2 separate regions of the Homo sapiens genome follow, and region 2 is linked to region 1. Evidence: chromatin contacts called from ENCODE Hi-C or POLR2A ChIA-PET data. All regions are on one chromosome and are shown on one strand. The core of a region is the stretch at or near the end of the contact, and the rest is flanking DNA. Distances in the headings are between cores, read along the strand shown. Region 1 holds the start of PCSK4 (proprotein convertase subtilisin/kexin type 4). Region 2 holds the start of ZNF555 (zinc finger protein 555).

Region 1 (3,925 bases), core at 818-3,317:
GGTGGCTCATGCCTGTAATCCCAGCAGTTTGGGAGGCCGAGGTGGGCAGATCACCTGAGGCCAGGAGTTCAAGACCAGCCTGGCCAACATGGTGAAACCCCGTTTCACCATGTTGAACGGCTAAAAATACAAAAGTTAGCCGGGCATGGTGGTGGGTACCTGTAATCCCAGCTACTTGGTAGACTGAGGCAGGAGAATCGCTTGAACCCAGGAGGTGGAGGTTGCAGTGAGCCAAGATCACACCACTGCACTCCAGCCTGGGCAGCAGAGCAAGACTCGGTCTCAAAAAAAAGTTTTAAAGGTGGGGAGGGAGGCATTTAAGGAGCGTTTACTACATGCTCTTGCTAGAGATTTGGAAAGGGGAAGGGGCGCGCAGCGTCACCAAGGGTGAAAGTCACGGAAGAACTGTAATGGAGTCACAATCGGGGTGCCTGGATCTCCGGCTCTGTGGGCCCCAGTCCAGCCTCCCCACATCACAGCCGTCAGACAACCCAACTCCGTCTTAACAAACATTTACGCTCGGTGGCACTAAGCCATTGAGCTGGGGGAAGGTGAGCTAGGGCAGGAGAGGAGGAGGAAAGGAGAAGGGTCCTGGGCAGGCCCCCAGGACGGTCCGTTCCCCTTCCCGCCAGGAGCCTCCCCTCAGAAAAACGGGAAGATCTCTACTGTTGCAGCCAGGCCGGGGTCCACGGGGGAAGGGGGACGGCGAAACGCGCAGGACACTGGCATCCCGACCCCTCTGGGGCCACTGGGCAACTGGAAGAACCGGACTTCGGCATGGCAGGCACCCAGCGCCCGGAAGGAGGCGTCGGGGGGCGGCCAGGGGCGGAAGCTAGAGAGGGGTGGCCCGGGAGCAGGGTCGCAGGGCGCGGGCAAGGGAAGGGCTGCGGGCGGACCTCGAGGTCCCAGTCACCTCGCGCGCTCCACCGGCCGGACCGGACCCCGTAGCCGGGGAAGGAGTCCGGTCTGCGACCCCCAGGCCCATGGCCTCGGTGTGCCCGTCGGCGAAACGGGCTAGCGCCGACGGCTCACCTGCAGCCAGATACCGCTTCTCCACCCCGGTCTTGGCCTCCAGCGCCCCCAGCACTTCGGTGACCAGGTTCCTTTGCTCCAGGAAGTGCTCCACGCGCTGCCTCAGGCCGTCCATGGCCCCGACGCGCCCGGGGTTGGCTGCTCGAGCTCGCCCGCGGACCAGGGCACCCACCCCGCTGCACGCGCACCGCTTTCCCGCAGCCTGAGCCGCGATGCTCCGGCCCCGCGCCGGTGTCCGCCCCCGGCCCCCCGCTAGGACCAATGGGAGGGCAGGGCGGACAAAGGAGGAGGGGCCTGCCCCGTCTCCCCCGCCGCATAGCCCTCCGCCACGGCCGCCGCTGCCCAGACCCCGCCGGGAGAGGGCGGGGCGCGGCGGCCCAGGGCACCGATTGGCCGGGCCGGAGCGAGACGTAGCTGATTGGAAGGGCGGTGTCAGAGGATGGGATTATTGGCTGAAGGGTGGAGCCAGGGCGAGGAGAGGCGTGGGGGGGCGGAACCGGGGGGAGGGGCTAAAGAAACATCCGAGCCGATTGGAGAAACGGGACGCGATTCATTGGCGAGACCAGTGGAGGGCGGGGCTGATCACAAAGGAGGCAGGGCGGAATGGTAGGGGCGGGAACGGGGCGAGGCTTATCGGAGGAGGCGGGATTACGCAAAAGAATGATTCTGATTAGGCCGGACAGGAGGCCGGGCTGATTCTCGAAGGAGGGGTGTGTTGGAAAGTGGGAGAGGTCAAACAAAGGGTAGGACGCGTTATCGCAACAGTGAACCCGCTTCTCTGGGTTAGTCTTGTCGTTGTACAAATGGGAAAACTGAGGCTCCCGAGGGTGTGGGTCTGCGGAAGACGGGCAGGCGTGCGTCCCTCTCCCGCTTCTGTTAGATCTTCGCGCCCCTCCTGGCTGAGTAGCCGCAAGGCCCCCTGGGAGTCGAAGCCTTCTGCGTTGCTATGGCGCCGGGGGCGGGTCGGACGCCTGGGCCCACTCGGCGGTTTGGCGGGAGGGAGGGGATTTGCGCAGGCCCCGCTCCCGCCCCGCCTCCATGCGGCCCGCCCCGATTGCGCTGTGGCTGCGCCTGGTCTTGGCCCTGGCCCTTGTCCGCCCCCGGGCTGTGGGGTGGGCCCCGGTCCGAGCCCCCATCTATGTCAGCAGCTGGGCCGTCCAGGTGTCCCAGGGTAACCGGGAGGTCGAGCGCCTGGCACGCAAATTCGGCTTCGTCAACCTGGGGCCGGTGGGTGGGACCGGGATAGACGGGAAGTGGGGGCTTGGAGGGGACTGAACAACCCTAGACCCCGACAAGGGGGAGGGAGCCCACAAGGTCTTCTAAATATCAAGAGTCCCAGCCCACCCCTGCCTCAGCCAAGCTCAGCTTCTGGGACTCCCAGAGAGCACCTGCTGGGGAAGGACAAAGAAGGGGGCTGTTACCGGCCCTCGGGGGCTTCAGCAGGGGAGCCGGGTCCCATCGGTGCGGCCGCTTCCCCACATCCCCAGATCTTCCCTGACGGGCAGTACTTTCACCTGCGGCACCGGGGCGTGGTCCAGCAGTCCCTGACCCCGCACTGGGGCCACCGCCTGCACCTGAAGAAAAACCCCAAGGTGAGCCTGGCCTGGAGGCCAACCCCCTGCCCGGGGTCTCAGCTGCCTCCTGGGGCCACCAGCCATCTTCTGTGGTTCTCGTGGTTGTTATGAACAGCTGTGTGCTTTCTGTGGCTCAGACCCGCCCGGGCCCCAAGTCTATACAGCAAGAGGAGGCAGGAAGACCCAGATACGGAAATCATGGCGCCTGCCAGGGCCTGGTACACAGTGGGCACCTCTTGTCCTCCCCCTCCCTCCTCTGGGCCCCAGGGGCTCTGGTAAGGAGGGACAGACGGCGTGACTTCCCCACCGTCTAGGTCATGGGATGGAGGGAAGGGGATTTTACGACACCGTAATGGGTTCCAAAGAGTAGGAGGCTTGGCCCGGCGCGGTGGCTCACGCCTGTAATCCCAGCACTTTGGGAGGCGGAGGCGGTCGGATCACAAGGTCAGGAAATCGAGACGAGATCCTAGCGAACACGGTGAAACCCTGTCTCTACTGAAAATACAAAAAAATTAGCCGGGCATGGTGGCAGGCGCCTGTAGTCCCAGCTATTCAGGAGGCTTAGGCAGGAGAATGGTGTGAACCCGGGAGGCGGAGCTTGCAGTGAGCCGAGATCGCGCCATTGCACTCCAGCCTGGGCGACAGAGCGAGACTCCGTCTCAAAAAAAAAAAAAAAAAAAGTAGGAGGCTTACAGTCACCCAGTGGCCCTCAGGACGCAGTGTCCAGGCGCTCAGAAAGGGGCCTGGGTCCCATCGGGCTGGGCCCTGTCTAGAAAATGCCTGGGATGTCAAGCTGAGGGGTTGGGATGGAGCCTGGGAAGCCCTCGGAGGCCAGGAAGTGCCTTGAACAGGACTGGACAGCTGCCTGCTTACAGCACCGGGAGGGAGAGCAGTGGCCAGTTCCTGATGTGGTTTGCAAGAGAGAAGCCAGGCCTGGCGTGGTGGTTCATGCCTGTAATCCCGGCACTTCGGGAGGCCAAGGCAGGCAGATCACTTAAGCTCAGGAGTTCGAGACCAGCCTGATCAACATGGCGAAACCCCATCTCTACTAAATGTACAAAAATTAGCCGGGCATGGTGGTGTGCGCCTGTAGTCCCAGCTACTTGGGAGGCTGAGGTAGGAGAATCGCTTGAACCCAGGAGGCAGAGGTTGCAGTGAGCCAAGATTGCGCCACTGCACCCCAGCCTGGGCGACAGAACAAGACTCTGTCTCAAAAAAAGAAAAAAAATAAGGAAGTGATGCAGGAGAGAGATAGAAGGATCTAGAACAGGGATGGGGGAGAGAGTGGGGTGGGGACCCGGGGACCTGCAGTCACCCGC
Region 2 (3,925 bases), core at 728-3,227, 1.4 Mb before region 1:
TTATTGTCATTCAAAAGAAAAGAACAAGGCTGGTCGAGGAGGGAGAATCACCTGAGCTCAGGAGTTCGAGACCAGCCTGGGTAACAGAATGAGACCCCATCCCTAGAAACAAAAAAATACAAAAGCTTAGGCATGGCGGCACACACCTGGAGTCCCTGTGTTCAGAAGGCTGAGGCAGGAAGATTGCTTGAGCCCAGGAGGTGGAGGCTGCAGTGAGCTGTGATCGCACCAGTGCACTCCAGCATGGGCAACAGAGCTCCCAAAAAAATAATAGTAATAAAAGAAAACAGAAAATAACAGATCTGAGAAACGACACACACTCCAGGGAATGTTTAACAAATGGAATGTAAGACACAGATTTTAATTTTTTTCCTGAAATTCACCCCGTTGGAAGTTTTTTTTTTTTTTTGAGACGGAGTCTCGCTCTGTCACCCAGGCTGGAGTGCAATGGCGCGTTCTCAGCTCACCGCAACCTCCGCCTTCTGCGTTCAAGTGATTTTCCCGCCTCAGCCTCCCGAGTAGCTGGGACTACAGGCACCCGCCACCACGCCCAGCTAATTTTTGTATTTCTAGCAGAGACGGGGTTTCTCCATGTTGGCCAGGCTGGTCCCCAACTCCTGACCTCAAGTAATCTGCTCCCCTCGGCCTGTCACAGTGCTGGGATGACAGGCTTGAGCCACCGCGCCCGGCCTGGAAATATTTTATCTTCCAACTTCTACTAATTAAATGTACGTTTCACTTCCTAAAAACTGCTGACTCGAAAAAAGGAAAATCTTTTCACAGTGACAAACCCAGGGAGGGGTCAAGTCTGGCCAGGCTACCACGACGGACGCCCTCCCACCCCCAACTCAGGTGTTGCCTCAGCAAGGAATCCCATTGCTAGTACTCAAAACAGAACTGAGAAACGTCTTCAAATCCACACTTTCTAGGGAACCGTGAAAGAATATATTTCCGTGGTTTTAGCCCCCTCGTTTGCAGTCAGTTGCTACAGCAGTCCGAGGACACTAATGCACCAGCCTCCCGGGCGTCCCCGCTGTGGGTCTGCGTGCGTTTGCTTTTGGGGTCCTCGCTCTCCCTTGTTTCTCTAGTCTTTTCAGTTACTTTTCTTCCTTGTGTGTGAGAGCCCAGGGACCAGGAACCCTTGTTTTTTTTCCCCTTACCTACCCCAGGCATCTTGGGGTCAGAGGGGACAAGAAGTCCTCAAGAAGGAAAACCGGGACTCAGGGGAGGAAACCTCGCACGCCCCAGGGGCTGCCTTTGCAGGTGGGGGCGTCTCCGCCCCCGCCGAGGCCCCACCGCTCCCGGGCTGTCCCGGGAGGAACCCAGGGTCCCCCAGAGACCGCGGCCGGAGGCGCGGGGCCTCCAAGGAGCTGAGCCGCGGGAGCGCGAGCGGAGGCGGCACCGACCAGGGACCCGCACCCCAGGAGGCACCGCGGCGTCGGCCCCAGGGCGGGTCCCGGGGGAGCCTGGACCGCACCTCGGGGTCTCGGGCGACTCTGCCTCCCGCGGCCCGGGGGTCCCGAAGCCGCAGCGAAACGCTCCGAGGCGTCGCGGCCCCGGGCGGGGCGTGGGGGGTCGGGAGCGCAGGGACGCGGGGACCCCGGGACGACGGGGACGGAGTCGGGCTCCGGGCGCCGCTCCCCGCTCTGCAGCCTTGGGGCCAGAGGCGGGCGGGGACCCGGAGCTCGGAGCGCCCTAGCCGCGACCTCAGCGCGGGAGGCGGGGCCGGGCGGGACCCCCGGGGCCCAGGCTCCCGTCCTGCGCCGCCCTCGCCGGGGCCGCCCCCCGCGTCCCTCAGCTCCCCCCAAGCCGCGGTCTCGGGCGGTCGCCGGTTCCTGCTGCCCCGCACCGGGATCCTCTCCTGCGCCACACTCACCATGTCCCGGGGCGATTTCTTCGCTACCGGCGCAGGTGAGCGCGACAGGAACCGGGACGCCAGGGACCGCTAGGGGCAGGCGGGGCACTCACGGCTAGGACAGAGGCGTCCCGTCCCAGGGGCCTGATTAGACAGAGCTCGGGAAGCCGCGCTTCTGATTGGACAGTGCTGCCAACGTCGGCGACTCTGATTGGAGAATTCCCCAGTCCGTCCCCTGGCGCTGTAAATTGGGCAGTTCCCCGGATTCCGATTGGGCGTCCCTCATTGGATACTTGTCTCGGCCCCGCCCCCGCCCGTCCTGACTGGGTAGTTCCCTAGGGCCCACCCCCTGCCGGTGAGTGACGGGAGCGTTGCGAACACGCGTGGCTGTCCCGCCCTGCGGGGACACTGGCTTCTGGGCGAACTGGTTTCAGCCCGGGGCGGAATCGCCCTCTCCCCGCAGTTCGGGCGCCCCGCCCGCGTCCTCCTCCGGGACGGGCGTGGGAACTCCAGACTAGTTTCCTCACGAGGCGACCCCTTGTCCGGACAGGAGGTGGATGCAAGCGGGCGGCCCGGGCCTGGCAGGGCGAACGGGGGCTGGGCGCCGGGTCCGAAGGGCCGAGACCTACGTGGGGGCGGGACCCGCAGACGTGACGTCATCGCGCTGCGGGCGACATGGAGACCCCGCCCAGGGGGCTGCGAATCCGGAGACCCGGTCTGGGGGAGGCCGAACCCAAAGCCTGGCAGGGGGCAGGAGCTTTGCTCAAATCAACCAGAAGATATGAGATGTTCATTAAAACCCTCACATTTGGCTGGGCGCAGTGGCTCACGCCTGTAATCCCAGCACTTTGGGAGACCGAGGTGGACGGATCATCTGAGTTCAGGAGTTTGAGACCATCGTGGCCAATATGGTGAAACCCTTTCTCTACTAAAAATACAGAAATCAGCCCGGCGTGGTGCCGGGCGCCTGTAATCTCAGCTACTGGGGATGCTGGGGCAGGAGAATTGCTTGAACCCGAGAGGTGGAGGTTGTAGTGACCCGAGATCGCCCCACTGCAGTCTAGCCTGGGCGACAGAGTGAGACTCCATATTAAAAAACAAAAAAACTCTCAAGTTCATATTTTAAACTCTAAGGAAAATGTTTTCAGATCATTTTTTTAAGTACATCCCCCCAAAATTTGGAAGATTGAAAAGCTGGCCGGGCGCTGTGGCTCACGCCTGTAATCCCAGCACTTTGGGAGGCCGAGGCGGGCGGATCACCTGAGGTCAGGAGTTCAAGACCAGCCTGCCCAACATGGCAAAACCCTGTCTCTACTAAAAATACAAAATTAGCCGGGCGTGGTGGCGCGCACCTGTAATCCCAGCTAGGGAGGCTGAGGCAAGAGAATCGCTTGAGGCCGGGCACGGTGGCTCACGCCTGTAATCCCAGCACTTTGGGAGGCCGAGGCGGGCGGATCACGAGGTCAGGAGATCGAGACCATCCTGGCTAACACGGTGAAACCCCGTCTCTACTAAAAAATACAAAAAAATTAGCCAGGCCTGGTGGCGGGTGCCTGTAGTCCCAGCTACTCGGGAGGCTGAGGCGGGAGAATGGCGTGAACCCGGGAGGCAGAGGTTGCAGTGAGCCGAGATCGCGCCACTGCACTCCACCACTCCAGCCTGGGTGACAAAGCGAGACTCCGTCTCAAAAACAAACAAACAAACAAACAACAACAACAAAAACAAAAAGAATCGCTTGAACCCAGGGAGGCAGAGGTTGCAGTGAGTCAAGATCATTCCACTGCACTCCAGCCTGGGGGACACAGCAAGACTCCGTCTCAAAAAAAAAAAAAAAAAAAAAAGGAAGTCTATAATATTGCACAACAGGAACGTATCTAACGCCACTGAACTTTAGACTTAAAAATGATGAACATGGTAAATATTTGTTATTTGTATTTTACTACAATTTTTAGATGTTATATTTAAAACAGAAAAGGCTATATTTCTAAGGATATTGAATCCCTATTTTAACTGATATAAGAAAAACACGCAAAAGTTTAAATGAATTGGATTGAACCTTAGGAGGGAAGT

Evidence for each region. Hi-C counts contacts between places; a loop is a spot of excess contacts on that map. ChIA-PET counts read pairs that join two places held with the same protein, here RNA polymerase II (POLR2A). Pooled maps may share reads with other maps.
Region 2: a pooled map shows a loop between it and region 1 (24-fold over the local background). The contact joins the promoter of ZNF555 here to the promoter of PCSK4 in region 1. A Hi-C loop is called at or near these places in 6 of 50 pooled maps. POLR2A ChIA-PET finds 5 or more read pairs at or near these places in 2 of 52 experiments (HEK293 and T-cell).

Annotation. Positions count from the first base shown.
Region 1 is chr19:1,488,492-1,492,416 of GRCh38, reverse strand. PCSK4 (proprotein convertase subtilisin/kexin type 4) reads left to right here and starts at 2,067. Exons shown (of 15, transcript NM_017573.5): 1 at 2,067-2,259; 2 at 2,520-2,624. The coding sequence starts at 2,071. It overlaps REEP6 (receptor accessory protein 6), which reads right to left and starts at 1,236. Exons shown (of 5, transcript NM_138393.4): 1 at 1,033-1,236. The coding sequence starts at 1,147. RefSeq lists silencers at 988-1,107, 1,138-1,677, 1,898-2,327.
Region 2 is chr19:2,839,527-2,843,451 of GRCh38, reverse strand. It overlaps ZNF555 (zinc finger protein 555), which reads right to left and starts at 1,977. Exons shown (of 4, transcript NM_152791.5): 1 at 1,877-1,977. The coding sequence starts at 1,879. RefSeq lists silencers at 1,597-1,646, 1,687-1,986, 2,207-2,396, 2,407-2,516.